Regions from separate parts of the Homo sapiens genome. Here region 1 is linked to region 2. A link is a loop called in an ENCODE intact Hi-C map of the cell type or tissue named here. Cell type or tissue: heart right ventricle. All regions are shown on one strand. Each heading gives the region's core, and the rest is flanking DNA. Links, peaks and the distances in the headings are about the cores only. Region 1 has its middle 35 kb from the start of LINC02015. Region 2 overlaps LINC00578 (long intergenic non-protein coding RNA 578).

The links. Hi-C counts contacts between places; a loop is a spot of excess contacts. Peaks named below come from ENCODE experiments on the same cell type or tissue, not always from the same donor. Only the 100,000 strongest peaks of a DNase experiment are listed, where the experiment ranks them.
Region 1: it touches region 2 in a loop (2.1-fold over the local background); 9 of 110 quality-filtered maps call a loop at or near these places.

Annotation. Positions count from the first base shown.
Region 1 is chr3:177,780,783-177,783,703 of GRCh38, forward strand. No RefSeq gene overlaps it. Among named protein-coding and RNA genes, the nearest start is that of LINC02015, 35 kb to the right of the region's middle. In heart right ventricle, for the core only: no CTCF peak of the experiment used is centred there; a DNase peak (open chromatin) is centred at 1,199; H3K27ac peaks cover 2,500 bases.
Region 2 is chr3:177,514,981-177,517,901 of GRCh38, forward strand. All of the region lies in intron 1 of LINC00578 (long intergenic non-protein coding RNA 578), which reads left to right. Among named protein-coding and RNA genes, the nearest start is that of LINC00578, 75 kb to the left of the region's middle. RefSeq lists an enhancer at 1,565-2,329. In heart right ventricle, for the core only: no CTCF peak of the experiment used is centred there; a DNase peak (open chromatin) is centred at 1,301; H3K27ac peaks cover 2,128 bases.

The DNA of each region.
Region 1 (2,921 bases), core at 166-2,665, 270 kb after region 2:
GCTGTGGGATCTTTAACAAGCTAATTGCTCTGTGCCTCAGTTTCCTTAACTGGAAAATTAAAATGATAGTACCTGCCCTATGGGGGCAGGTGTTTATCATAATTATGGTTCTAATTTTGTCTGTTGCCTAGGCTGGAGTGCAGTGGAACGATTTCGGCTCACTGCAGCCTTGACCTCCCAGGCTCCAGTGATCCTCTCACCTCAACCTCTGAAGTAGCTGGGACTACAGATGCTCACCACTACGCCTGGCTAATCTTTGCATTTTTTGTTGAGACAGGGTTTGCCATGTTGCCTGGGCTGGTCTGGAACTCCTGAGCTCAAGCAATTCACCCCAGCCTCTCAAAGTGCTGGGATTACAGGCATGCGCCACTGTGCCCAGCCCAGGCTGTTTATTATTGTTGACTCAAATGTCTTTATTTTGTTAAAGAGATACCTTAGCTGTGGGAGATAAATTAGGAACTAGGGTAAAGCTTGGGGTTTGAGGCACCTAGCAGGATCTGAGGCAGGTCTCTAGTTGACGACGGAATGTGCATGAGATACCGCTGGGAGGAGGATCATTCAGATCATTCATATCCCAAATTCAAAGATTTGGAGCTGCAGTCAGAGGCGATAGTGAAGAGTGAGCATGCATAAATACCCACTATGAATCCCGCAGAGCTGATGGTGACTCTGCTAATTATTCAGTAAGAGATTCTGAGACTCAGGAGCCTGGTGATTTTTCTAGAAAATAAAATTCAAGAGGACCAGAGTCTTTGGGTGAGGGGAGAGTGTTTCCCAATAATAAAAGCAGCAGCGAAAATAACAAATTTGATGCTTGGAAATAGGACAATTATAAATAAACCTGGTACAAGTTCTCCAAAAACAGAGATTGCCTTGTGAAAAATTCTGTCAGTTAGCAGGATGCTTAAATGACAGTATCAGGCAAGAGGAGAAGAATGTTGGCAGCGTGTGGGAGAGGTTGAAGGCCACTCCTGCCGTGCCTACGTTGGTTTCCTAATTTGGGTTGTTTCTCTCACAAGTTCCTTATTTGAAGACAGCTTGGACAGTGTTATGATTAGAAACATAATCCATTCCACATGTCCCTGGAAGCCTGAGAGGCCCAATTGCAAGGTTTTTAGGGATGAATGCCAAGGAGGCCCCCTGGAAATCTGTGACCCTGGAGCAAGTCACAGTTCATCTGGCCAGACTTGAATAGTGGCTCTTAGTGGGGGCCAGGGCAGGGTCTTGACAGACCTCCTTTACTTCTCCCCTCTGTTCTGATCTCCCTCATGACTGGGGGAGAGGGAGGAGGAGAAAGAGAGCTTGTTTGTGACCAAGGAGATGAGGCAGCAGGGAGGAGGGGCAGGTTTCTTGTGTCCTTTCTCTTTCTGCTGACTGCCCCGCTTCATCCCTGAACTTTTCAGCTGCTGTGTTATTTTTCTGCAATAGAACAACCCTAACCTCACCTCATCAGAGAGGTGTGCCGAGGAAGAGGCCCAGTCTTAAGCCGAAATTCGTCAGCTCTGCTACTTACTTGCTTAACCACTTTGAACCTGTTTTCTCAGCTGCAAAATGGGATAATTCCTTCCAGGGCCGTTGTGAGGGTTTTGAAAGGAGGTAATGTGCATTAAAAGTCTAGGACCAGGCCTGGCTTTGGAAGGTGCCCAGTGGATGGTCATCAGCATTATTCTGATTCTCGCCTGAGTAGAGGTGTGGCTCGCCCTCTCTAACTCAGTGTCTGGTGCTCCTAGGTCCTATCACAGCTCTGTAGTTATAAGTCCATCCTGAAAGTCCATCACCTGGATAGTATCTACTTACCCTTACCCCTTTTCTTTATGGCTTTAATGATACTAATGCTAAAACTTGCCTTTCCTTTAACCCTCTGGAATAGCAAGCCAAGCTGAACCTGCTCGTTTCTAACATAATTAATAGTCCGCATTTTGGTGGTAGGCCTCCGCTTAAATTATGTAGTTAAATCATACTCATACCTGATTTACACTTCTTGCTATAGCCATAGGAACAGCTTCACTTCTTTTTCTAGGAGTCAGACTGACCACTCCTGAGCCGATGAGAAACTCAAAGGTTTTTTCAGGGTTTATTACATCTGATGATTACGTATATATATATATATTCATTTTCAGATAAAACCAGATCTTGTTGAGATAGCTGTTTTCATGTTTCCCAGTTGAGCCTAAAGTCTTAATAGTTTGGGTGAATTATTTTTCATCTTCCTCTTACCCTATGCAACAATATGAAGCACTGTGAGTTTCTGTCTGATTTGAAATATGGATAAAATACCCTCTTATCAACTGCTAGTCAGAAGTGTAGCAACAAAAGAACTGGATTTAGAGTCAGAAGATCATTTGAGTCTTGGCTTCACCACTTACTAGTTCCACAATCTTAGTTGTAAATTCACCTCTCTGAGCCTCAATTTCATCTAGAAAATGGAGATAAAAATACCCTTGCCCATAGTAGTGTTGAGGATTAGAAATGGCAGCATAGAGGTGGCCATGGCAAACTGCAAAGTACATGACAATGTTCGTTTAATTTATTGTATTTATTGATTTTTCCACTGTGCAACTGAGGATTTTCAAAAGAAGGAGAAAACACAATTTTTGTCTTCAATGTGTGGCAATTTTAAAGTTAGATGCTAGGCCTTTTCTTATTTTGGCTTACCTTCTCTGCTGATAACTGTGGCTTAAAGCTTTACGCTTCTCTACTACTAATAATAGCATAGTAGTATCTGTCTCTTTTGAAAGGACAAATGAGCCAATAGCTAGAAGAACATTTTGTACTTCGGGGAGGAAATATGTCAGGGACATCTCAGGTAGCACTCTTATTGTTAGTATCATTCACCTGGATCATTTTTGTGCTGATACAATAACACCATCCCCACTCAAAGTGGAAAAAAATAAATTATTGATGGCTTTGCATACTCAAGC
Region 2 (2,921 bases), core at 233-2,732:
AGCCAGGGCATAGTTCCCTAGAGAATGACAAAGGCTTGAGATCTGTCCTTTAAGGATGGATGGTCAAAGGTGAAATGCAGCCTGGAGAATCCAGACTGGGAGTGCCACAGGAAGGGAGCACTATGGGTCAGCAAGGCCTGGGAGACAATGTGCTTGCCTGGAACCGGAGCTCAGCACAGGTAGATGCAGTGTATAAAGTGCGAGAGACAATCAGAGGAGGTGTGAGTTTCCCTCGGAGGATAGCAAGGAGGGGCTCTTTCAGCAGTATAAAGCAATGTATGAACTGTACAGGCAAAGAGACAAAGACAGATGGAATATACAAAAATATAACCCGTAAATAGCAACAGTGGTGGCAGGAACAACTAGAACAGTCAGCTCCATGCATTGGAAACTGAGCTTAAATAAATTCGGAAGGAATAAACTATTAGAAACATGGACTCCAGAGAAAAGATGGTGCAAAAAAACCCAAAAAACCAAAACCAAAACAAAAAAACCCCCCACAGAATAGATTATGTCTTAGCTTTATAATAGAATACTATGAAGTCATTGTAAAGAATACATAGATTTATTTGCTTTCCTATGAATGTCAGATATATACTAAGTGAAAACATTATGTCCCAGACAGTGTACTCTGATCAATTTGTGGGAAAAAACTGTATATATACATAGGTATGTGCATGAATATGTTTGTGTTTATATGCATTTATGTCTGTAATATTTTTCTATGCATATTTACATGTATGTGATATATGGCACATTTTTAGAAGTTTTTGTAAATCTTCTAGTAGTTTTAGGAAACAATTCAGAGAGGGTCAAGTTGAGATGGGGGAAAGATTAGAAGAGAATATGAAAACAGAAACTTTAACTTTATCTCCTTGTACACCGTTGGCATTTTTTTCTTTTTACACTAAGTGTATATTACTTTAGTAATGATAACAATGATGATGACGATGGCAATGGGCAACAATAAATCACAAAGCAGAACTAGTGTGTATGTGGCAACTTTGTTTCTGTTCTCATTAAAGGAAGCTAGAATAATTTAACAATTGCTTAGTGAGTGACCAGTAATTCACCTAGCTGTGTGTTACTCATTGAAATGTGCTATAGAGGGGACAAAATTAAAATCTGAGGATACTTAGGTATGCTATACCGTGTTTTCATCCCTCAGTGAATCCTTTCATGTCCAAAGTTCTGAGTGTACCCTCTCAGTCAGCACAACCAGAAATTCTTTGGCTGAGCTGACACTGGCTAACCTTGCTGCCGCGATGCACGTGTCCAGGTCGGGCCTGTTGATTCCGGCTGGGGTGTCTCTAGTCACAGAGGTTCCGGCCACACAGCTGGTGCCAGAACAAGGGTCTGGCTCTTCTGTTAATCAGCCTTACTGAAATGAGCTGCAAACACAACCGAATGCTTGAGCTGACCTATGATCCTTCTGATTCAGGAATGTCTCATTTAATGCATCAACGGGCTTGAGTCTCCCCTTCCAGTGTGGGAGAACATGAACTACTTACATATCTTCTTAGGCCGGAAGGAGGGAGGCATTTCTCAAAAGCTATTCCTGAATGTCTTCCTCTTGTGATTTTAAGGGAGGAGGAGGCTTGTGGGGGTGGGGGATGGATAACATTCTTCAGTTTCTGGCTGGGATGCCAGCCCAAAAATCTTTTATTTTTTTTTTCTGCACCATATGGATACAGGAAAAATATAAAGGATGTGTTCTTTGCCCTTGAGGAATTTATAATCTGGTTGGGGGGCAGCCAAACTGCTGCTGGGTAGCCTCAGATCGGGTGCAGCATGAGCTGGTGAGAGGCCGTGTGTGCTGTCCCAGCAGGCCCCAGCTGTTCCCTTTTCTCGGGGTCTCGGCCTGAGCTCCGCCTGGGGCTGCAGGTCAGTGGGCTGCAGGCAGGCACTGTCTCATTTCTTTTGTTTCATAGCATTGGTTTTGGCCACAGTCAGGAATTTTTCAAACTAAAAGCTTCTGGTGAACAGTCTCTGGTTCAAGTTCACAAGCCACATCATTAATCATGAATAAATGGTTGTAGAACACCCTTTCTCTTGCCAGGGAAAATACAGAGAGTTATAAACACACAAACAAATAAACACACAGCGCCCCCAACTAGAAAATTGATACCTTCTGTGGCCAGGGCATTTTCAGAATTGGAAGACTTTAGACACCACCAGGTTAAGCCCTGTCATTTCAGTTTAGGGACAGAGAAGTAAAGGCCCATGTTCCATCGATGAGAGATAATCTATTAAATAGCCCATATTTTCTGACTCCTCAACCAGTATTTTTTCCCATGGTAGAATTTGAGAATGCCTGTTAATGTGGACTGAGTTCATGTCATTCCACTGTATGTAAAATGAGAGGAGATGAATTTCTAAGTGATAGCTTCGTTTTTACTTTTTGATTAGGTGACTACCTAAAGGCAACATGAGCAGTAAGAAAATAAAAGTTTTTTTTTTTGTTTCGAGACAGAGTCTTGCTCTGTCTCCAGGCTGGACTGCAGTGGCACGATCTCCACTCCCTGCAACCTCCGCCTCCCGGGTTCAAGTGATTCCCCTGCCTCCTGAGTAGCTGGGACTATAGGTGCGCGCCACCACACCTGGCTAATTTTTTGTATTTTAGTAGAGACAGGGTTTCACCATGTTGACCAGGATGGTCTTGATCTCCTGACCTTGTGATCTGCCCGACTTGGCCTCCCGAAGTGCTGGGATTACAGGAGTGAGCCACCATGCCCAGCCAAAAAATTTTTTTTTGAGAAGGAGTCTTACTCACTGTCACCTAGGTTGAAGTGCAGTGGAGACATTTCAGCTCACTGCAACCTCCACCTCCTGGGTTCAAGCGATTCTCCTGCCTCAGCTTCCCAAGTGGCTGGGATTACAGACACGCCACCACGCCCGGCTAATTTTTGTATTAGAAAATG